Linked DNA regions of Homo sapiens: region 1 is linked to region 2. Evidence: chromatin loops called from intact Hi-C (ENCODE). Cell type or tissue: dorsolateral prefrontal cortex. All regions are shown on one strand. Links, peaks and the distances in the headings refer to the core of each region. The heading gives the core; the rest is flanking DNA.

What was found. Peaks named below come from ENCODE experiments on the same cell type or tissue, not always from the same donor. Only the 100,000 strongest peaks of a DNase experiment are listed, where the experiment ranks them.
Region 1: a loop joins it to region 2, with 2.2 times the contacts of the local background. A loop is called at or near these places in 19 of 110 quality-filtered maps.

The regions. Positions count from the first base shown.
Region 1 is chr12:12,269,214-12,281,537 of GRCh38, reverse strand. No RefSeq gene overlaps it. Among named protein-coding and RNA genes, the nearest start is that of LRP6, 8.3 kb to the right of the region's middle. In dorsolateral prefrontal cortex, for the core only: no CTCF peak of the experiment used is centred there; no DNase peak of the experiment used is centred there.
Region 2 is chr12:12,075,308-12,087,892 of GRCh38, reverse strand. BCL2L14 (BCL2 like 14) reads right to left here. Exons shown (of 6, transcript NM_138723.2): 2 at 8,155-8,594; 3 at 507-680. The coding sequence starts at 8,587. Among named protein-coding and RNA genes, the nearest start is that of BCL2L14, 11 kb to the right of the region's middle. RefSeq lists silencers at 264-558, 5,764-6,058. In dorsolateral prefrontal cortex, for the core only: CTCF peaks have their summits at 5,743 and 5,945; no DNase peak of the experiment used is centred there; H3K27ac peaks cover 536 bases.

The DNA.
Region 1 (12,324 bases), core at 4,593-9,592, 190 kb before region 2:
GGAGGTTGCAATGAGCTGAGATCTCACTATTGCACTCCAGCCTGGGCAACCAGAGCGAAACTCTGTCTGAAAAAAAAAAAAAGAAGCTAACATCTTGACACTAGCTCTGCTCATTGCTATTGGGCTGTCATCTCTTCCAGGCCTGCTGTGATAGCTATGAAATGTGTCACTCAGTTCTCCTGCTGTGGGGAGCATAATTGACAGATAGCCCCAACTACTGCCTCCTAAATCTATCACCCTATTCACACTGAGGCCAACTTTTAAAGGGTTATTCCCAGTCAGTGCCTGAGCCCAGCAGGGGTACTAAGGTAGGTCTGTTCTGGCAAAATACAGGAATCCTCTAGGGGACAACTTTGGCTTGGGACTCCCAATCTGCTTGGTAAATTCATTCTTGGAACAATGCAGTAGTCCAAGACTTGTCCTACTCCAATCCTTCATTCTTCTCTCCTTCTAGAAATGTCAGATCTGCATCTCAGCGTGAGGAATCTCTCTTCCTTCTCTTACTTTCTACTGGTATTACTTACCTATTACTGTGTAACAATTACCCCCAAAATGTAGTGGCTTAAAATAAGTACAATTTGCCCTTGAACAACACAGGTTTGAACTGAGTGGGTCCACTTATACATGAACTTTTTTCAGTAAATATATTGGAATTTTTTTGGAGATTGGCAACAATTTGAAAAAACTTGAAGATAAACCATATACCCTAGAAATAGCAAAAAAATTAAGAAAAAGTTAGGTATGTCATGAATGCACAAAATATATGTAGATACTAGTCTATTTTTGTCATTTACTACCATAAATTATACACAAATCTATTCCAAAAAATTGAAATTTATCAAAACTTACACACACAAATACAGACCATACATGGCTTCATTTTCGTCTAGATAAATGTAAACAAATGTAAAGATGCAATATGAAATCATAACTGCATAAAATTAACTGTTGTATATACTGTACTACTGTTATAATTTCACAGCCACCTCCTATTGCTATTGTGATGAGATCAAGTATTGTGAGTATCTGCTTAAAACCCAGTGGGATGCTACTCATCTCTGTGTGAGCAGCTGATCTTTCCAGTAAATGGCATTTCACAGTGAAAAGTGATTTCTCGTGGATCTTGCACGTTTTTTATCGCATTTAGTGCAATACCATAAACCCTTGAATAACATCCTGGAACCCATGCAAAGTGCCACTAGTGATGCTGGAAGTGCTCCCAAGAAGCAGAAAAAAGTCATGACCTTACAAGAAAAAAGTGGAATTGCTTGGTATGTACTGTAGATTGAGGTCTGCATACCATTACCCATTACTTCAAAGTATCCATCTTTATGTAATTTTGCAATATCGATAAGCACAGTACAGTACTGTACTGTATAGTACTGTAAATGTATTTTCTCATCCTTAAGATTTTCATGAAAAATAAAATTACATTTTCTTTTTTCTAGCTTACTTTAGTGTAAGAATACAGTATATATAATAAATATAACAAACAATATGTGTAAATCAACTATGTTACCAGTAAGCCTTCTGGTTGACAATAGGCTATTAGTAATTAAGTTTTGGAGGAGTCAAAAGTTATACATGGGCTGATACGGTGGCTCAGGCCTATAATCCTAGCACTTTGGGAGGCTGAGGAGGGTGAATCACCTGAGGTCAGGAGTTCAAGACTAGCCTGGCCAACATGGCAAAACCCTGTTTCTACTTTTAAAAAATACAAAAATTAGGGCTGGGCGCAGTGGCTCACGCCTATAATCCCAGCATTTTGGGAGGCCAAGGTGGGGGGATCACGAGCTCAAGAGATAGAGACCATCCTGACCAACATGGTGAAACCCCATCTCTACTAAAAATACAAAAATTATCTGCGCGTGGTGGTGCGCACCTGTAGTCCCAGCTATTCCAGAGGCTGAGGCAGGAGAATCACTTGAACCCAGGAGGCAGAGGTGGCAGTGAGCCGAGATCACGCTACTGTACTCCAGCCTGGCGACAGAGTGAGAATCTGTCTCAAAAACAACAACAACAACACCAAAATTAGCTGGGTGTGGTGGCACATGCCTGTAATCTCAGCTACTCAGGAGGCTGAGGCAGGAGAATCGCTTGAACTCAGGAGGCTGAGATTGCAGTGAGCCGAGATTGCACCGCTGCACTCCAACCTGGGTGACAGAGTGAGACTCTGTCTCAAAACAAAAAAAGCTATACATGGATTTTCAACTGAGTGGAGGTCAGCACTTCTAACCTCCACGTTTTTCAAGGGTCGATTGTGTTTATTATCTCACAGTTTCTATAGGTCAGAAATTCTGGAGCAGCTTCACTGGCTTGAAATCTCTCATGATGTTGCTGTGAAGATGTCAGCCAAAGCATAGTCATATGGTGGCTTGGCTTCGGCCTCAAGGATCTACTTCCAAGATGACTCACTTGGTTGTTGGAAGGAGGTCTCAGTTCCTTACTACATGGACGACTCCATAGGGCATCTTGAGTATCTCATGCCATGGCAGCTGATTCTCCCCCTACAGTGACTGTTTCAATAGAACAACACAGACACTACTATGTCTTTTATTGTTTAGCCTGAAAGTCTCATGCTGTCACTGCAGTAATAGGTCAGTCCTACTCAGTGTGGGAGGGGATTTCACAGGGATGTGACTACCAAGAGGTGAGAATCATTAGGGACCATGCTGGAGGCTATCACACTCCCCCAATAAATCTCTTGCACATTGAATTCTGTCTCGGTGCCTGCTTATTAGTAGGCCTTAACTAACACATTTTCTTGGTAGACAGAGCTAGGATCTGTGCATTCATGTGTACACAAATACATGCACATATTCATATACACACTTACAACTATATTTATTTCTATACCTATCCATATATATTGAAAATCGTGAATTTATATGAATATATCCTATTAATATGGCATCACAGGGTCATTCTAGTTTTCTCTGTTTCTTTATTTGTAATTCCTGTGTATCTGTTGAGATGTTCATTTATTTTGTTAAATTTAGGAAGTTGACCAGGCGCAGTGACTCACACCTGTAACCCCAGCAATTTGGGAGACCGAGGCGGGCAGATCACTTGAGGTCAGGAGTTCGAGACCAGCCTGGCCAATATGGTGAAACCCTGTCTCTATTAAAAATACAAAAATTAGCCAGGAGTGGTAGCACGCACTTGTAATCCCAGCTACTCAGGAGGCTGAGGAATGAGAATAGCTTGAACCTGGAAGGTGGAGGTTGCAGTGAGCTAAGTTCATGCCACTATACTCTAGCTCGAGTGACAGAGTGACAGAGTGAGACTCTGTCTCAAAAAAAAAATTTAGGAAGTTTTTAAGTTATTTTTTTCAAGTATTCTTTCTCCTCCTTTCTATCCCTCCTCTCCCTCTGGGATTCCTGTTATGCATATATTGATATACTTGATGGTATCCTACAATTCTCTTAGTGTCTGTTCATTTTTCTTCATTCTTTTTTCTTTCTGCTTCTCAGACTGGATGATTTCAATTGACTTATCTTCAGTTTTCTGATATTTCTGACTGCTTAAATCTGCTGTTGAATGTGTCTAGCGAATTTTTTCTTTCAGTTTATTACACTTTTTAGCTCCAGAATTTCTATTTGGTTCCTTTAAATAATTTTTCTGCCTTTATTGATATTTTCTACTTGTTGAGACACTGTTCTCCTTTGGTTCTTTGTCCATGATGGCTTCCTTTAGTTTTTTTGTTTTTTTTTTTTTGAGACAGAGTCTCAGTCTGTTGCCCAGGCTGGAGTGCAGTGGCACGATCTCGGCTCAGTACAACCTTTGCCTCCCAGGTTCAAGCAATTCTTCTGTCTCAGCCTCCCGAGTAGCTGGGACTACAGGCACATGCCACCACACCTGGCTAATTTTTGTATTTTCAGTAGAGATGGGATTTCACCATATTGGTGAAGCTGGTCTTGAACTCCTGACCTCAGGTGAACCATCTGCCTTGGCCTCCCAATGTGCTGGGATTACAGGCATGAGCCACTGCACCTGGCCAGCTACATTTAGTTCTTTGAGCATATTTAAGAGAGTTGATTTGAAGTCTTTGTCTAGTAAGTCCAATGCCTATGCTTTCTCAAGGACTGTTTTTGTTAATTTTTTTTTCCTATGAACAGGGCACACTTCATTGTTTTTTGCATGCCTCATAATTTTTTGTTGAAAAGTGGTCATTTTGAATATAACAATGCGGTAACTCTGGAAATAAAATTCTCCCCATTCCAGGATTTTTTGTTGCTCTCTGTAGGTTGTGGTTGTTTGTTTAGTGACTTTTCTAAACTATTTTATACGGTTCTTTGAATTGTGTGGTCTCTGTTTTTTTAGCATAGTAGTCAGCTAATGGTTTATCAAAGATTTTCTTAAACTCCTAGAGGCAAAAAAGAAAAAGTACCATCAGGTCTTTGCAAATTGGCTCTGTGTTGGTGCCAATACTTCAATGCTCAGCCACACCATTTATTTATTTATTTTTGAGACAGAGTCTCACTCCGTTGCCCAGGCTGGAGTGCAGTGGCGCGATCTCGGCTCACTACAACTTCTACCTCCTGGGTTCAAGCAATTCTCCTGCCTCAGCCTCCTGAGTAGCTGGGACTAGAGGTGCATGCCACCACACCTGGCTAATTTTCGTATTTTTTAGTAGAGACAGGGTTTCACCATAGTGGACAGGATGGTCTGGATCTCCTGACCTCATGATCTGCCTGCCTTGGCCTCTCAAAGTGCTGGGATTACAGGTGTGAGCCACTGCACCCGGCTGACTAGCCACACCATTTATAACTCTGCCTTAGCCTTCACTTCTTACTTGTGCTAAGCCTAAAAATCAACCAGAGGTGAAGCCTATGGTGTTCTCAGACCTTTTCTGAGGATGTATCCTGGCCTGGGCCTTTTTGATTCCCCTACATAACCAGGGGCTTTTCAGAGCCTTTATTCCGCAAGTATATCAATCCCCAAGTTTTTCTTCTCAGGCTTTCTACAAGTGTATTTTTTTTGCCACAGCTGTTATCTTTTGCTCTAGGCATCTGGGCTTTATTCATTGGCTGTCCAATGTTTTTGAGAAACCTCTTCCACAAAGCAACTTTTCTATCCTGAGAGAGTTTTGAGGTAAGTGGAACAAAGGCAAGTACCCTGCATTAGTCCCCTTGGGGATCCCCCAAACAGATTAAAACCTATGAACACAATTTCTCAGGAACAAGATTCCCTCCATTCCCTTCTGATATAGTTTGGATATTTGTTCCCACCCAAATCTCATGCTGAAATGTAATCCCCAATGTTGGAGTTGGGGCTGGGTGGGAGGTGTTTGGATCTTGGGGGCAGATTCCTCATGAATGGCTTGGACCATCCCCTTGGTGATGCTCTTGCTCTGGGTTCGCATGTGATCTGGTTGTTTGAAAGTGTGTGGCACCTGCCCTCACTCTCTCTCTTTCTCCTGTTCTCACCACGTGACGTGCATGCTCCTGCTTCGCCTTCGGTGATGAGTAAACATTTCCTGAGGCCTCCCCAGAAGCAGATCCTGGTGCCATGCTTTCTGTACAGCCTGCAGAACTATGAGCCAATTAAACCTCTTTTCTTGTAAATTACCCAGTCTCAGGTATTTCTTCACAGCAGCGCAAGAATGGCCTAACACACCTCCCAAACTGAGAACCTGCACTGAGAGCATGGGCTGCTGTCTTCTAGACTGCTGCTGCACTGGGCAGGGGGATTGGACAAGGGTAAGGTAAAACACGACAAACCTCTCCTACCATGATTCAGTGCCCATTATCCTTATTAAGCATTAGCTTGGTTGCTGTAAACCTTTGACTATCTTCTAGAGTTCTAATAAAGTTGTTTCTCATGACTTTTGCCAGTTTTTTCAGTGTTTCTGCAAAGGAAGAGAGTTCCCTACCCTTAGAGTTTCTTACTCCACCATTTTCATTGCCATTGGCACCAAGGTATCTTTGTTGTATTTGTAACTTCCTTCTCTGATAGTTAGAAACTCTGATTCCATTATCTTTAATATATTTACTTAGTAGATTAATCCTTCTCGATGTAACCAATATTCTTTTTTTTTTTTGGTTTTTTTTTTTTTTTTGAGATGGAGTCTCACTCTGTCACCCAGGCTGGAGTGCAGTGGTGCAATCTCGGCTTACTGCAACCTCTGCCTCCCGGGTTCCAGTGATTCTACTGCCTCAGCCTCCTGAGTAGCTGAGATTACAGGCACCTACTACCACACCCAGCTAATTTCTGTAGTTTTTAGTAGAGACGGGGTTTCACCATCTTGGCCAGGCAGATCTTGACCTCTTGACCTTGTGATCCACCCACTTCGGACTCCCAAAGTGCTAGGATTACAGGCATGAGCCACCATGCCAGGCTGGATGTAACCAATATTCTAACACCGCCATCATCCTCTCCCCTGAATGGACTCCCTCCTCTGTTTTCTCTGGCTCCGCTTCCCTTTTCCAGGTTACCCTCTATTGCAGATATCCTTTCATCCTGTTTGGGACAAACGTAAGAAATTTAATGTATAGCGTTTAATTTATTTTTCATGTTTTAATAGACTTTACAGGGGGTTTATATAGCTGATGTTGAAAAAAGAAAAATATTATTGAAAACAAAGTTACTTCTTTTCTTTTCTTTCTTTTCCTTTTTCTTTTTTTTTTTGAGACGAGGTTTTGCTCTTGTTGCCCAGGCTGGAGTGCAATGGAGTGATTTCGGCTCACCGCAACCTCTGCCTGCCGGGTTCAAGCGATTCTCCTGTCTCAGCCTCCCGAGAAGCTGGGACTACAGGCATGTGCTACCACTCCTGGCTAATTTTGTATTTTTAGTAGAGACGGGGTTTCTCCATGTTGATCAGGCTGGTCTTGAACTCCGGACCTCAGGTGATCTGCCCACCTCGGCCTCCCAAAGTGCTGGGATTACTGGCGTGAGCCACCATGCCTGGCCCCAAAGTATACTTATTTTCTAATTATAGTGAATTCTTCTTAGGCATCTGATGTGATATTTTCATGGTGCAGCTAGGAACAAGTGTTATTCCCATTGAAGGAGGGAAAAATAGATGGGCCAGGCGCAGTGGCTCATGCCTGTAATCCCAGCACTTTGGGAGTCTGGAACACTTGTCCCTCAAGTCTGGATCACTTGAGGCTAGGAGTTTGAGACCAGCCTAGCCAACATGGCGTAACCCTGCCCCTACTAAAAATACAAAAAAAAAAAAAAAAAAGCCGGGTGCGGTGGCTCACACCTGTAGTCTCAGCACTTTGGGAGGCCGAGGCAGGCGGATCACGAGGTCAGGAGATTGAGACCATCCTGGCTAACACGGTGAAACCTTGTCTCTACTAAAAATACAAATAATTAGCCAGGCGTGGTGGCAGGCGCCTGTAGTCCCAGCTACTCGGGAGGCTGAGGCAGTAGGCGTGAACTGGGGAAGAGGAGCTTGCAGTGAGCTGACATAGCACCACTGCACTCCAGTCTGGGCGACAGAGCAAGACTGTCAAAAAAAAAGAAAGAAAAGAAAAGAAAAGAAAAAGAAAGAAGGCAGGGCACGGTGGCTCATGCCTGTAATCCCAGCACTTTGGGAGGCCGAGGTGGGCAGATCATGAGGCCAGGAGTTCGTGACCAGCCTAGCCAGCATGGTGAAACCCCATCTCTACTATTAAAAAAATAATAATAAAAAAATAAAAATAAAAAAAGGAAGAAAGAAAGACATTAGCCAGGCATGGTGGCACGCGCTTGTAATCCCAGCTACTTGGGAGGCTGAGACATAAGAATTGCTTGAACCCTGGAGGTGGAGGTTGGAGTGAGCCGAGGTCACACCACTGCATTCCAGCCTGGTGACAGAGAGAGACTCTGTCTCAAAAAAGAAAAAAGAAAAATAGAGGCAAGAAGGCCACTCTTCATGATATACACCACATTTCTGGTAGGGAGTTATAGCAGCATCCTCTGTGCTGTTAGAGGATCCTATAATGTGTCCTTTGTCAACTCCCTCTTCCATTCCCAGCTTCTCCAAACCTTTGTCACTTTCCTGACCTCCTCCCCGACCACCATATTCTTTCTTACTTCACTCTCAATGTAGACTTTGCTTTCTGTTTTTATGTAAATGAAGGCAATCAAATCTTGTCTCCACTATCCCTTCCCCATGAAACCTATTTATAGCTACTAGGGGCAGATTCAGGTTTTGTAGTGCTGAGCATATACAACTGGAGAAGGAGATATTTTAAAGAAAATGAATACTAAAACAATCTTGGTTTTGCAAGTAGTATAAAAACATATGACCATCCTAATCATTGCCATGGTCCCTCCCAAGGCCTCTGGAAGGAGTCTGTGAAAGTGGGAGTGGAGAAAGGAGAGCTGAAGGTCAAGCAGCCACACTGACTCTCCTCTCCTCCAGAAGTGGAAATCCTCCTGCTCCTCCTCCCATCCAAGGCTGATCCATTCTGCTAGGCTCCAGATCCTCTTGAAGTCTCTGAATCACTTTCCTCACTCTCCTTCTTTATTTGATCACTTACTTCAGGTTACAAATATGATCACATTCCTCTCAAACTTAAAAACAAAGTAAGCAATCAACCCTAACTAAGTCAACTCCCAGATTCCTCCAGCCTCACATTCCTTTCCAGCCACCCAAGTGTTCTCTTTCCTTTAACAATAAGATTTGGGAAAAACCACTGCCCTCCCTCCCTGTTTCCCCTTCATTTCTCAATTCACTGCACTTTTGCTTTGGATCTCATACCTCTGCTGAAACTGCTTTGGCTTAAAGTCACCAATGACTATTTTGTGCACTTTATCTGTGATTTTTTTTAAAAAGCAGGCTTCAGGTTCTTTTGATTAGGTTGAACCAGGAAAACTGTCATTTTTGTAGGCTTTTTTTTTTTTTTGAGATGGAGTCTCACTCTGTTGCCAGGCTGGAAAGCAGTGGCGCCATCTCGGCTCACTGCAACCTCCACCTCCGGGGTTCAAGCGATTCTCCTGCCTCAGCCTCCCAAGTAGCTGGGATTACAGGTGCCTGCCACCACACCCAGCTAATTTTTGTATTTTTAGTAGGGACAGGGGTTTCACCATGTTGCCCAGGCTAGTCTCAAACTCCAGACCTCAGGTGATCTGTCTGCCTCAGCCTCCCAAAGTGCTGGGATTACAGGCGTGAGCCACCGCGCCCGGCCAGCGTTTCAGTTTAAAGGTGTATGTATTTTACTCCCAGACTGATTTTCTAAAACACTGGCATAATGTATGTTCCCATCAATGACGTTCGAGAAAGTTATAGTCACAATGCCCTCTTTTCAGCACTTCTCACAGCAGACTCTCTGTTGTTAACAGTTAACACTGCATTTGCCATTACTAATCATACCTTCTTTAGTGGTAGCAATTTCTTTCTTTCTTTTTTTTTTTTGAGACAGAGTTTCACTCTTTTTGCCCAGGCTGGAGTGCAATGGCGCGATCTCGGCTCACTGCAACCTCTGCCTCCCGGGTTCAAGCGATTCTCCTGCCTCAGCCTCCCAAGTAGCTGGGATTACAGGCGCCTGCCACCATGACCGGCTAATTTTTTTTTTGTATTTTTAGTAGAGACGGGGTTTCACGATGTTGGCCAGGGTGGTCTCGATTTCTCGACCTCGTGATCCGTCTGCCTCGGCTTCCCAAAGTGCTGGGATTACAGGAGTGAGCCACCGTGCCCGGCCAGTGGTAGCAATTTCAATAAGTGTTTTTTTTTTTTTTTTTTTTGAGACAGAGTCTTACTCTGTTGCCCAGGCTGGAGTGTGCAGTGGTGTAATCTCGGCTCACTGCAACCTCCGCCTCCCAGGTTCATGCCATTGTCCTGCCTCATTCTCCCGAGTAGCTGGGACTACAGGCGCCCACCACCATGCCCGGCTAATTTTCTGTATTTTTAGTAGAGACGGGGTTTCACCGTGTTAGCCAGGATGGTCTGGGCCTCCTGACCTCGTGATCCGCCCACCTCGGCCTCCCAAAGTGCTGGGATTACAGGCGTGAGCCACCGCGCCCGGCCTTTTTTTTTTTTTTTTTTTTTTTCAGACAGAGTCGCACTCTGTTACCCAGGCTGGGTGGCAATGGCGTGATCTTGGCTCACTGCAACCTCCGCCTCCCGGGTTCAAGCAATTCTCCTGTCTCAGCCTCCTGAGTAGCTCGGATTACAGGCACGTGTTACCATGCCTGGCTAATTTTTCTGTTTTTAGTAGAGATGGGGTTTCACCATGTTAGCCGTGCCGGTTTCGGACTCCCGGCCTCAGATGATCCATCCACCTCGGCCTCCTAGAGTGCTGGGATTACAGGCGTGAGCCACCGCGCCCGGCCTCCACCTGGATGTTTCATAGACACCTCCAATACAAAAGAGCCATTGTTAAACTTATTACCCACTCCTTCTTGAAATACTTCTTAGGTTTTCTTTTCTTTGTAAAGGAGACTCCCATTACTCTCTGTTTCTCTCTCAATTCACAACTAAAAGTCCTGTTTTAATCTCGTATTCTTTAAATCCATGATGTCTTTTCAGTCCTCAGCGCTGCTGTCCTGATTGCCCCTTTCATAGACTTCTGTACAATGTGCAAAATTCTTCAATGTCCGCATTGTTAATATGCTAAAATCTAAACTTCTTAGCATGGCTTGAAAAGGTTTTTATTAATCAATAGCTATTTAATGGTCCTGCCTCAATTCCTGACATTCTCTAAAAGCATTCCATGCATCAGCTATATGAATCTACTTTCAAATCCCCAACATACTAAGTTCTCTAATGATTCAGTGTCTTTAAACCTACTATTGTGATTGAAATTTTTTTTCAGTCTTGTTGGCCTGGCAAAGTCTGATTTGTATTTCCAACCTCAGCGCTAGGGTTATTTTCCCTTCTTTTGTTTTGTTTTGTTTTGTTTTTTTGAGACAGAGTTTCACTCTGTTGCCCAGTCTGGAGTTCAGGGGCGCAATCTCGGCTCACTGCAACCTTCGCCTCCTGGGTTCAAGTGATTCCTGTGCCTCAGCCTCGTGAGTAGCTGGGATTAAAGTTGTGAGCCACTGCGCCTGGCCCTTTTTTCCCTTCTTTGAATTGTCTAGGCAGAAAAGCATCTCTACACTTAGCAATTTTGTCTTTTTTTTTTTTTTAGTTGGAGACAGGGTCTCACTGTATTGCCCAGGCTGGAGTGCAGTGGCAAGATCACAGCTCACTGCAGCATTGGCCTCCTAGGCTCAAGTGATCCTCCAACCTTAGCCTCCCGAATAGCTAGGACTCCAGGTACACGCCACCATGTCTAGCTAATTTTTGTATTTTTTGTAGAGATGGGGTTTCGCCATGTTGCCCAGGCTGGTCTCGAGCTCCTGGGCTCAAGTGATCTGCCCACTTTGACTTCCCAAAGTGCTGGGATTACAGTTGTATGCCACTGTGCCCTGCAGATTTTAATATTTTAATTACTCACTTTATTAATCAGTGTTTCCAAACTAGGCTGTAAGCTTCTTGAGGGTAGGGACTATGATTACTCTCATCTTTATATCCCCAACACTTAACAGAGTGATTGGTATCTGATTGGCACTTAAAAGAATGAGAAACAAAATTAGTTATGCAGTAATAATGGCATTCTCTCTAGGGCTTAAGCTTAACCTATAGATTTTCACTTAAGCATCTTTTAAAAATTTGTAGTAAATATATAGTACATTAAACAAAATTGAAGAACAGAAAAGCAAACTACATCTCATATTATTTCACCATCCTAATGCCTATTTTAGTGCACTTACTTTTGGTCTTTGCTCAAATATGTGCTATATATATGTGTGTGCATTTATGTTTGTATATTATATATATTTTTATTTTACATAGCTATAATCAAATGTACATGCACTTTCACTTTTTAAAAGCTTAACTCGGCCGGGCGCGGTGGCTTACGCCTGTAATCCCAGCCCTTTGGGAGGCCAAGGAGAGCGGATCACTTGAGGTCGGTAGTTCGAGACCAGCCTGACCAACATGGAGAAAGCCCGTCTCTACTAAAGATACAAAATTAGCTGGGTGTGGTGGCGCATGCCTGTAATCCCAGCTACTCAGGAGGATGAGGCAGGACAATCACTTGAACCTGGGAGGAGGAAGTTGTGGTGAGCCGGGATTGTGCCATTTTACTCCAGTCCAGGCAGCAAGAGCACAACTCCGTCTCAAAAAAAAAAAAAAAAAAAAAAAAAGCTTAACTCACTATAAACATTCAACACTGTTGCATAATCCTCTAAATTATTATTTTTCAGCAGTGTGTAATATCTCATTCCCCTACTTAGGTTGATAGTCTGAGGAGATTTAGGTTGTACCGCATTTTCTTTTTTATTTTATTTTATTTTTTTCGAGACGGAGTCTCGCTCTTTCGCCCAGGCTGGACTGCAGTGGCGCTATCT
Region 2 (12,585 bases), core at 3,660-8,659:
TTGCTATGGTTTGGGTGACAACTGACCCAGCCTTGTCACTACTTCTCAGTTCTGCTCCATGTCTTGCACCATAGCTGGTGCCTGACAACCCCTGCTTTTTCACAAAGCCCTAAAGCAATGTTATAATATAAATCCCTGGCTTGACGCTCCAACTGTACCTGATGCAAATTGGCCCAGGGTCACTGGTAACATGATCAGATCTAACATTGCATTTTCCGCCACAGACAAGGCTGAATGCGGGCTTTGTGTTTCCTCCTCTCCCTCTGTAGGAGACTTTCCTTTCTTACTTAGCAGAGAGCTGGGAATGTTTTTTCAACCTGCTGGGGCAGCCCCCTTGCCTTGGGCTGGTGTCTCAAGCTGGAGCTCATTGCCCACAGCCTGTGGCTGTCAAGCCCTCAGTCCAGGCAGCGGAGACTGTCAAGTTGCCGAGCCCTGGGATGGATAAATACACAAATGCTCCTGCGCCCCTGCCTGGCAAACACTCCACCCAGGGAAGGAAAGCTTACCTTTCTTAGAACTTGAAGCTACAGGCACGTGGCCTTGGAGCTGGAAGGAGAGACCCTCAGTTACAAAAATCTCTTTGGACTTGAAGCCTCCTGCCTGGGTCGCTTGTGGTGGTGGCCAGGAGTAAACAATTTCAGCTACTCGGTTGGCAATGGAAATGACTTTGGGGTCCACAGCTGAAACAAGACAAAATGGTGCTGAGAGGCCCTTCCCAGAACTTCATCTGGCTCATTGGTATGCAAAGTTGCCTGGAATGAAAAGACCAGGCCAGAATAGAAGGAAACTGCCTGGGAGTATGTGTGCTGGGGGAGGGTCATTCTTCAGAAAGGACTGAAAGTTGCCTGGCAGAGGCCGGGATGTGGGAGGGGTGCATGCAGGAATGATTGTCACCTTGAAACAATTGGCCTTCTGCACACTCTTTTTGAAGTCTTGCAAAATTAGGGTCTCCTTTCCCCTTTGCAAGGGAAGAGACACAAAAAGGAGTGCTTAGCTCTTTACTTGAAGGAATGCTCATTATGCTTTTATTTTTATTCTTTTTTCTCGACATGCTTTATACCTCTAAGAGCCAGCCCCTACATGCATAGGAGGACATTCGATAATTTGACAAGCATTTCGGGGTTGGTCACTGAAGAAAGAAATATCCCTGCTCTCAGGGCAATGAGATTCATCATCCAAGTCCATTATCAAGTGAACACCTAACTCCCGTTGCTGGTACAGTTCTGCCTCTTCTCTCCTCTCCATGTCTACTGGAAAACATTCAATGAATGCTTATAGGTAAACAAGGATGCAGTCAGCACAACTTACGGCCTTCAAGAATTTACAAGCTGAGAAAAGAGTTACGTCATGTATTTGCATACAGAATTGTAGAATAAAGCACTTTGAGATAGGACGGTGAAATGGCATTGGCCCAGTGAGTGTTGTAGCCTATAAGAGACCAGTCGCCTTTGCCCCTGAGTGGGGAAGAGGGGAGGTGGGGTGGGCAGATGGCATGGCTGAGTTGCTGGGTGGTAAAATTTTCACTGTTGATTTGTCACTAAGTTCTAACCTTTTATTTGTTTATTTACTTTTTTCCAGACAGAGTCTCACTCTGTCACCCAGGCTGGAGTGCAGTGGTGTGATCACAGCTCACTGCAGCTTGGATCTCTCAGGCTCAAGCGATTGTCCCACCTCAGCCTCCTGAGTAGCTGGGATGACAGGTGTGCATCACCACGCCTGGCTAATTTATTAAAATTCTTTTTCTAGAGATAAGGTCTCCCTATGTTGCCCAGGTTGTTCTTGAACTCCTAAGCGCAAGCAATCCTCCCACATCAGCCTCCCAAAGTGCTAGGATTACAAGGATGAGCCACCACCACACCCAACCTAAATCCTAAACTTTTAAAAGCTTGTACAAGCTGTCTTGGATGCCGTGTGGAGCAGCTGGGTTTTACCATGTAACATTTGAAGACTAACATTAGGTAATTCACAGGACTTGAAGACAGTAATGGAGTGGCGTTTTGGACAGAAGGTTGGTGTGCTCAAACTCCTAGGGCACTTCTGGGCTTTGTACAGCACTGGAGGTAAGAGAGGCAAGTAGGGGGCCTGGGAGGGACTGAGCCACAAGAGAAACAGGTTTTGACATCATATGCAGCTGCCAAGGTGGCTCCTGATCCCTCTCCCTGGATTCCTCCAAGCTGAAGGCTTCAGTGTCCTCCCTTCAGCCCTCCAGCCATTCACGGAAAGGCCACAGAAGATACTGCTCTGTCCATGATGCCATCCTCTGGTGGACATCTGACTCATAAAGCCATCTTTTCCATGGTTAGTCCACAGGGTTCAAAAACCAATAAGAAGCGAATGACGGAGAGAAGAAAGATCAAGAAGAAAAGGATCAATGTCTTTCCTCCTCGTTTTTTAAGAACCAAGCGAAACAGACTTTCCACTTTGTAATCCCCTTATTGCAGCCCAGCCGGCCTCCGCTGGAACTCTGGCCACCCATGGCCCCTGGCAAAGAAAGAAATGGCAAGAGGCTATCTTCCAAAGCCAAGGGAAACTTCCCTGGCCATGTCCTCAGGAGATGAGAAAGGAAAGCAGGCCTCTGCTGCCTTTTCAACCTTGTGCAGCTCATCTAGGGTAATCAGCATGCGGTTCTACCACCAGAAAGCACCCTGTGCCCATCTTGCACATTAAGAAGCTCCATGAAGGGTCCCAAAGGCTCTGTCCCCTCCTCCTCTCATAAGGCAGGGTGGCCACAAGATCACCAACAGGTACAAAATTACTCAATCTGGCTAACTGTGTACAGGGTATTGACTTTTTTTTTTTTTTTTTTTTTGAGACGGAGTCTCGCTCTGTTGCCCAGGCTGGAGTGCAATGGCACGATCTCGGCTCGCTGCAACCTCCACCTTCTGGGTTCAAGCCATTCTCTCTGCCTCAGCCTCCTGTGTAGCTGGGATTACAGGACGTAGTGGCTCCCGCCACTACGTCCAGCTAATTTTTGTATATTTTCAGTAGAGACAGGGTTTTGCCATGTTGGCCAGGCTGGTCTTGAACTCTTGACCTCAGGTGATCCTCCTGCCTCAGCCTCCCAAAGTGCTGGGGTTACAGCAGGGTATTGATTTCTGTGGGTTTGTGGACATGGAGTGAGACATGTCCAGGAGAAACTATAAGCAAACATGTTCCCACAGATGCACTAGCTCTAGTTAAAATTCCCATCTTGGATATTTTAATTTTAAAACATGAAAAAGAAAAGATTATATCCTTGTCAGACTTGGTCCTGTCTGATAGGCGAGGGAACACTGGATGGGGTGGGGAGAAGACAGAAAGGCTGTCTGTTCCTTGGAGTCTGTTTTGGGGGTCATCGTGGCGCCAGGAAGAGCAGGCCAACAGGGTCGGAAGGTCCCATTTCGCCTGTGGTCTGAGGCATTTGTTTTAAAGAGAAAGGGCAGGGGGTTGGGGTGTGACTTCCTTATGGACTGCTCTTTCCCACTCAGTATCCACTTTCTTCTTCTTCCTTAGTAACAGACCTCTAAAATGTGAGGGGCAGCAATGAACCCAGCTGAACAAACTATATTCCCTGGGCTCCCTTGCAGTAGGGAAGGGCCAATGAGATGTCAGAAGCTGGGGGCAGTTTCAAGAAAGCTCTCGAAAAGGGAGCTAAGGCTGGGTGCGGTGGCTCACGCCCGTAATCCCAGCATTTTGGGAGGCCAAGGCGAGGCCATCATTTTAGGCCAGGAGTTCGAGACCAGCCTGGGTAACACAGACCCCATCTTTACAAAAGATTAAAAAATAATAATAAAATAAAAGGGAGCTGAATTACCTAGAAAGAAGGCACCCTTTGCCCTTCCTTTGCTTCCTTTTTATTCTTGCCTGAGATGTAGACATGATGGGTGAAGCCCCAACAGCCACCTTTAGAATATAAGGTGACTTTGAGGTGGAAGCCACGAGCTGAGGGATGGCAGAATTCCCAGGAATTCTTTTTTTCACCCCGTCATCCAAGCTGGAGTGCAATGGTGTGATCTCAGCTCAGTGCAACCTGCGCCTCCCAGGCTCAAGTGATTCTCCTCCTTCAGCCTCTCGAGTAGCTGAGACTGCAGGCGCGCACCATGGCGCCTGGCTAATTTTTGTATTTTTTTTAATAGAGACGGGGTTTTGTCATGTTGCTCAGGCTGGTCTCAAACTCTTTGGCTCAAGTGATCTGCCCACCTCAGACTCCCAAAGGGCTGGGATTATAGGCATGAGCCACCCTGCCTGGCCATTCCCAGAAATTCTTAATAACTTTGTGGAGCTGTCATATCATGCCTGAGCTGCCAAACTTTTGTCCTCTTTTAAAGGAGAGAAAAGCAAACCTGTATATTATTTAAGCCATGGGTATTTGAGTGTTCCACTGTATATCGCTGAACCTCACCTTAACTATAACATTCCACGTGAGCAAATCGTAGCTATGGAGAAACAAAAGATTCACAAGTGAAAGAGCCTGGGTTGGTAGTCTTTAAAACTGGTGTTATTGTCCATTTCTCTGCATCCTGAGGCCTCTTCCTAACAGAGTTTGGTCTTGGGACATAATCTCACAGTTCCCATGTAAGCCCGGTACTGAGGCCTGGCAGTGGCTGTACAAGGCTACATAGTGACTTACAGTTAAAATAACCCAGGTGAGGCCAGGCACGGTGGCTCACGCCTGTAATCCCAGCACTTTGGGAGGCTGAGGCGGACAGATCACGAGGCCAGGAGATCGAGACCATCCTGGCTAACACGATGAAACCCTGTCTCTACTAAAAATACAAAAAATTAGCCGGGCGTGGTGGTGGGCGCCCGTAGTCCCAGCTACTCGGGAGGCTGAGGCAGGAGAATGGTGTGAACCCAGGAGGCAGAGGTTGCAGTGAGCCGAGATCAGGCCACTGCACTCCAGCCTGGGTGACAGAGCAAGACTCTGTCTCAAAAACAACAAACAAACAAACAAAAAAGAACCCAGGAGAAACCAAATTTGCAAGGCCTGATTTGTATGTGGCAAAATAGAAATAGAATGTGAGGCTCTCTTGGATCACGCTCAATGTAAAACCGACACAAGTAACACAAGTAAAAAACACACAATTAACTGACTAAATGCAAGCGTGAGGAGAAAGGTGATAAGGGAAGATAAGCTGTAAATATGTGTTTAAAGCCTTCTTAGGAGGTAATCATTTTTCATTTTTTATGGAGAATATTATTCAGCCATAGGTACTATTCAGCTATTCAGCACATTAACACATCACCTAAGTGTTTTTGAATGTAATCTTTAATTCTCAATCTCACATAAAAGTTTTCTTTCCCTACTGAAAAAAGAAATAAAAGCTTCTCTTGAAATTTTAGAAAATAAAAAAAATGTCAAATGACACTCCAGTAAATACTGAAATACAGAATGCAATTTATCTCAGGAAAAACCAGAAGACTAAGGTCTGTAAAAGCTTTCTCTGTCTGCTGGCAAAGTCCACAGTACAGGCCAAGTAGAAAAGCCTATTTAGGTGCCTCCAAACTGTTCTTTGCCCCAGAGCCCAGATGCCACCCCCGGCAGAAGAAGCCATGGCTGGGTGAGGGCAGCTGAGGGGTGGGGAGGCAGATGTGGAGGGAAGGACCACAGGGGGCCGCTCCCTCTTGCCCTAGACCTGCCCTAGCTGGGCAGAGTTCAGAGAGCAGATGCCTTGCTGTAAAAATGAAACAAGTCTAGGGAGAGGCCTGGACTTCTGGTGAGTCCAGGCTCTGCTACTTCCTGGATGTTTCCTTGGTAAGCCCTTTTTGTGGGACTCCCATTTCCTCATCCTGTCTGTGCCATGAGGTTCCCTCAGATGATCCTGACCATAACTCCCACTGTTCTAAACATCTGAAACTCTAATGGGAAAAGGGAGTTTCCTTGATCATAGTGAGTGATCTAAAGCTGTCTATGAGTGGGCTGATTCTCCAAGCAAGCCAGGACTGTCACATTTAAAAACTGAGACATTACTGCCACCTCTTGACTAATTATTGACAAGTTACCCAGGCCAATGAAACTCAGCAGGAGGGGGCCTTTCTTTTAAAATCTGGCTTTGCGGCTGGGTGCAGTGGCTCACACTTGTAATCCCAGCACTTCGGGAGCCCAAGGTGGGCAGATCACGAGGTCAGGAGTTCGAGGCCAGCCTGACCAACATGGTGAAACGCTGTCTCTACTAAAAATACAAAAATTAGCCAGGCCTGGTGGTGCGCGCCTGTGATCCCAGCTACTCAGGAGGCTGAGGCAGGAGAATTGCTTGAACCTGGGAGGCGGAGCTTGCAGTGAGCCGAGATTACACCACAGCACTCCAGCCTGGGCGACAGAGCAAGACTCCATCTAAAACACCTTAAAAAAAAAAAAAAAATCTGGGCTTTGGGCACTGGGCTTTGTTGAAGGGGAAGAAGATGCTTATGCCAAGGTGTGCGCATGAAGGGCAACTGTCTTTTTTTTTTTTTTTTTGGAGACAGAGTCTCATTATGTCACCCAGAGCTGGGGTGCAGTGATGTGATCTTCGCTCACTGCAGCCTTGACCTCCTGAGCTCAAGTGATCCTTCCACCTCAGCCTCCATAGTAGCTGGGACAACAGGCATGTGCCACCATGCCTCGCTAATTTTTTTATTTTAATTTTTTAATGGAGACAGGGTCTTGCTATGATGCCAGGCTGATCTCAAACTCTTGGTGTCAAGTGATCCTCCTGCCTTGGTTTCCCACAGTGCTGAGAGTATCGACGTGATGGGCTCTCACTCTGTCACCCAGGCTGGAGTGCAGTGGCATCATCTTGGCTCACTGCAACCTCTACTTCCCAGGCTCAAGCCATCCTCCCACCTCAGCCTCCCGAGTAGCCAGGACCACAGGCGTGCACCACCATGTCTGACTAATTTTTTTGTATTTTTTGGTAGAGACAGGGTTTTGCCATGTTGCTAAGGCTGGTCTTGAACTCCTGAGCTCAACCGATCCACCCACCTTGGCCTCCCAAAGTGCTGGGATTACAGGTATGAGCCTCAGTGCCTGGTGAAAATGTTTCATTAAGTACAATTAATTTTGTCCAACTGAGGGAAGATTTTGTCTAAATGCTTCTCAGTTGTTTTTGTAGGATGGTTTGTACTTTGTCAAGAGTCCTTTTACTCTTGCTCTCTGATCTTCCCATCAACCATACGAGGTGGAGAGAGTGGGGTACCCAATGTACAGATGGAAACACAGAGGCCCTGAGCGAATGAGTTGACTTAGGAAGAGCAGCGGCCCAGGCAGCCCAAGCAAGCCCCTGGTTAGGGCTCGTTCTTTTTTTTTTTTTTTTTTGAGACAAAGTCTTACCCTGTAGCTCAGGCTGGAGTGCAGTGATGCAATCTCGGCTCACTGCAACCTCCGCCTCCCAGGTTCAAGCGATTCTCTTGCCCCAGCCTCCCGAGTAGCTGGGAATACAAGCATGCGCCACCATGCCCGGCTAATTTTTTGTATCTTTAGTAGAGACGGGTTTTCACTATGTTGGCCAGGCTAGTCTTGAACTCCTGACCTTATGATCTGCCCACCTCAACCTTCCAAAGTGCTGGAATTACAGGCATGAGCCACTGCGCCTAGCCTCCTTCTTTTATATTGGTGTCTGGTACAGAGGACTAGGAATTTGGGAAACAAGCTTATTTATAGACAGTGGAGAAAGAAAACCAGTCCCAGCACCCTTAACTTCCATCATTTCCTTTTAGTCATTTTTTTTTTTTTGACGGAGTCTCACTCTGTCACCCAAGCTGGAGTGCAGTGATGCCATCTTGGCTCACTGCAAGCTCCGCCTGCTGGGTTCACGCCATTCTCCTGCCTCAGCCTCCCGAGTAGCTGGGACTACAGGCACCCGCCAACACGCCCGGCTAATTTTTTGTATTTTTTAGTGGAGACGGGGTTTTACCGTGTTAGCCAGGATGGTCTCAATCTCCTGACCTCATGATCCACCCGCCTTGGCCTCCCAGAGTGCTGGGATTACAGGCGTGAGCCACCGCGCCCAGGCAGCAACTCCTTTTAGTCTTGAGAAAAGCAGGGCAATTATGATTGAACACTAATAAGTTGGAAAGCTGAGGCACAACGCATGCCTTCTCTAAAGCCACTTTACAACATGAGAAGAGATGTACCACTCTGGACACAAAGAAGGGAAAAACCAGGAAGCGGGAGAGAAAGAAATCCCAGATGCCTACCTTCATGCTCCAAGCACTGCTCCACGTTAGAAAGACACCTGGACCACTGCTGGCTGTGCGAATCTTGGTATTCCAACGTCCTTTGACCCTGAGCAGAGACCTTGGCAGGCGTGCTCTGCGAATCTTCCTTCTCCACTACTCCAAAGAATGCTTTCCAAGAAGACTTTTTCTTGCCAAGGTTTATGGCCTTCTCACTGGATTGGGAATTTCTGCAAGGCCATGACACCTCTGTCCATGACTCATTTGCTGAACAATTCCCCAGGCCCCTCTGGGACAAACTTCTTGTTCTCAGCAGCTTTGGTGAGAAGAGAGCAGGGGTGCTCTTGAAGACATGATGTCTGGTGTAGTAGGCGAGGATTTTGAATTCTATGGTGTTTAGGTCATCATCATCTAGGGGGATTTCTTCCAGGTCACACCCACTGGTGCTACACATGTTGGGCCTGTAACAACAAAGTCCACACTGTGCCCTTCTATGCAGGGCCACTTACCCTTTGCAGGTTAGGAGAGACAGGGGTGAAAACTCAGGAAACATTTATTGAACATCTATTGTGTTTGTGCTGGAGGGTAGAGAGGGAAAAGCCACAGTCTTACTAGGGTGGGAAGAGAGACATGGCCATAGATAACTCCACATAAAGAAAATGAACTGCCGGGTGCGGTGGCTCACGCCTGTAATCCCAAAACTTTGGGAGGCCAAGGCGGGCAGATCATGAGGTCAGGAGTTCAAGACCAGCCTGGCCTATACAGTGAAAGCCCGTCTCTACTAAAGATACAAAAATTAGCCAGGCATGGTGGCGCACGCCTGTAGACCCGGCTACTTGGGAGGCTGCGGCAGAAGAATCGCTTGAACCCAGGAGTCGGGGGTTGTAGTGAGCTGAGATTGCGCCACTGCACTCCAGCCTGGCGACAGAGTGAGACTCCGTCTCAAAAAACAAAAAACAACAGAGAGAGAATGAACTAATGAACTAAGTAAGAGGTCTAACAGAGATGCAGATAGCCAGGTTAGAAGGCAGGGATAGGTGAGCTTCAAAGAAAGAGGCAAGTGAAAGCTTTTGGAAAGCTAGAAGGAGTTAGACAGGTGGGTGGATATTGGGGCTACAACAGGGCGGGCAGAGGGGAGATTATAGGTGAATTCAGAATGTGTTTGAAGAGTGGTGAGAGAACTGGGACAGCATACGTATGCAGTTTGCAAATAGCCAGGGCTTGAAAATAGTGGAGGGAAAATAAGTGAACTAGCACTTGGGTCCAGATTATGGTGGTCTTTGACTATCAGGCTGAAGCTTCGCATTTTCTCACGTTGATCAGTACATTTCAAAATGAGCTGTGGACTGTGGAGTTAAAGGTCTTGCTGGGGAGGTGGCAAAAGAGGGAGGCCAATTCAGGGAAGAGAAATGCCTGGGACCTGACCCTTCCCTTCCTCGGTTCCTTCTCCCTCTACCCTCTGCTTTAGCTTGTCCCGGCTTCTCTCTCCTCTCTCTCTCTCTTTCTTTTTTCTTGCTATATTTGGTATGCCATGTAAGATTTCATCTGAAAAAAGCATCCTGTTATTTTATTTTACTTTTTACGAATTTGAAACACACTGATGGAGGCAATGGAGAGCTGTTCAAAGTTTTGAGTAGAGAGTGATGTGATCACAGGCATGTTTGAAAAAGATCAGTACAAGCACTAAAACAACAGGATGCAAGCATTTCTTCTTTATTTCCATACGAATAACAGGATAGATAAAGAACTGATTTTGTTCAATTTCCTTTGCTTGAGCTTACATGAAATAACTCCTTCTCTGGTTTCCTGCTAGGAAAGCAGTTCTTTTTGCTAATAATCTGTTTCCTTCTGCTGTCTGTTAAGGACTACATTTTCCTTTTAGTCTCAGATGCGAGAAAGCTCAGATCTACCGTGTGAAATGTCCCAGGCAGTGAGCGTATCAAGAATTAGCTTGGGCTTCTCAGTCTAACAGTCCCAAATTCAGATTGTGGCCATGCCAGTGACTAGTTTTGTGACCTGTGGCAGGTTACTCCATCTCTCCAAACATGAACTTCCTGCAGGCAAATTGTAAATAATAATAGTCATCTTGCAGGGATATTGTAAGGGTGTAAGATACACAAGAGAAGTTCCTGCACAGAACCTGGTTCAAAAGTGGTAGCTATGTTTTTTTTCTAGTTCAGCTGTTGTCCTAGGCCCCAGGCTCTCTTTTTTTTTTTTTTTTTGAGACTCAGTTTTGCTCTGTTGCCCAGGCTGGAGTGCAGATCATAGCTCACCACAGCCTCAACCTCCCCGGCTCAAGGGATTCTCTCACCTCAGCCCCTCAAGTAGCTGGGAACACAGGCACATGCCACCACACCTGGCTAATTTTTTTGTTTTGTCTTTTAGAGACAAGGTCTCGCTATGTTGCCCAGTCTGGTGCGAAACTCCTGGGCTCAAGTGATCCACCTGCCTCAGCCTCCCAAAGTGCTGAGATTACAGCCATGAGCTACCATGCCCGGCCTCAGGCTCTGTCTTAATATGGCTCTTAATAATGTTCCCTTCCCTTTCTGGTCCTAATTTAAGACGGTCTTTCGGCATGTAAGCTGCTGTGATGATAAAGAAGCTGCAGTAATATTAAGGGGACTGGCTGGCATGTTCCTCTTTTTCTTTCCACTGTACCTTGTCATACCAGGACCAAATGATAAAGAAATGGGACAGTAACTGCAGACAGGGTTTGAGGCAATGTGAGGTGGTACAGACAAGTTGGCCTGGGTGTCTGAAGGATGGATAGCCACGGCTGGCTCAGCTTCTAACCTGCAACATCCTTGGGCAAGTCACGCCACCTTTTTGTTCCTCGGTGTCCAAGTTGTTAGATAGAATAAGGATATTCTCTAACTTTTCCCCCTGGTTCTGCTATTGGAAGGAGGTGTAGGAGCTGAAATATCTCCCCTGAGGGCCTGCTGGATGCTGCCTTTTTCCATCACTGTCTCCTCTCCTTTACTTAGAAGAGGCTCACATTGGCTGATAGCGAAGCTGTTGATCTGAGGAACTGCTCCTTGGCCAGGCCCCAGGAAAGCAAGGGTCCCTGGCTAGGTGCGTTCTGATGGAAGTGAGCCTGGGAGGGATGCAGCGGGCTATGCTGCAACATCAGGTGATGCTGGAGGGGACAAAAATGGCCCTCCCAGTGCAGCAAAGGGCAAGTTGCAAAACCCACCAGACCAACTACACAGATACAATTATACAACTTCCAAGCCCCGCAAACCTCCCTCACATAACTGGATGTAAGCAAATGCTTGAGGAGTATGGCATGAAGTGGGGGTCATGACTGCAATCCTTCCTCCTCCTCTGCTGTTTCTTCACATTCCTGTCTTATTCCAGGGCTTGGACAATCTTTCTTCCCGCCACTGCTCCAATTTCACATTCACTTACATGCATTTCACTTACATGCAAATCGTTTGCTCTGTAAGGAGTCACGTCAGTGTCTCCTCGAAGGTCATGTTCCTTACTGCTTTTCCACTTACCCCTTCCCGCTCCCCAATTCCATCCAATCCCACCCTCCCCCATGCATTTTCCGGGCATCCCACCCTCCCCCATGCATTTTCCGGGCATCCCACCCTCCCCCATGCATTTTCCGGGCATCCCACCCTCCCCCATGCATTTTCCGGGCATCCCACCCTCCCCTCATCCATCCTGCAGCACAGCCCTGTCCATTCTGCTTGTACTGGACATCTGGTGACCCTATACTCACCCCAGCTCCACTTCCCTGTTCCCAATGACCAATCTTGGTCTCACTAAAGGTGAGACAACCATTATGTGTCTCCTGATCCAAAAACATTGGATCCGAATCTGATCAAGCCTCTGGATCTAATGATCAGTTTACAGGAAATACAGGGGACAGAGAAATAAACTAATGACCACAAGAAGGCAGCTATCCAAATTCAGTATCTGGTAAGTTCTGCAAGACAAATGGCCGGTTTCTTCAACAAATAAATGGCGCCAAAAAAAGGTGAAGACAGAGAACTGCTACAGCTTAAAAGAGACATAAGAAACATATCCGGCAGGGGACGATGGCTCACGCCTGTAATCCTAGCACTTTGGGAGGCCAAGGCGGGTAGTTCACCAGAGGTCGGGAGTTTGAGACCAGCCTGACCAACATGGAGAAACCCCGTCTCTACTAAAAATACAAAATTAGCCAGGCATGGTGGCACATGCCTGCAATCCCAGCTACTCGGGAGGCTGAGGCAGGAGAATCACTTGAACCCAGGAGGCGGAGGTTGCAGTGAGCCGAGATCACGCCATTGCATCCAGCCTGGGCAACAACAGCGAAACTCCGTCTCAAAAAAAAAAGAAAGAAAGAAAGAAAGAAAGAATAGAAACATATCAGGCAGGGCACAATCGTTCACGCCTGTAATCCCAGCACTTTGGGAGGCAGGAGTTCAAGAGCAGCCTGGCCAACGTGGTGAAACCCTGTCT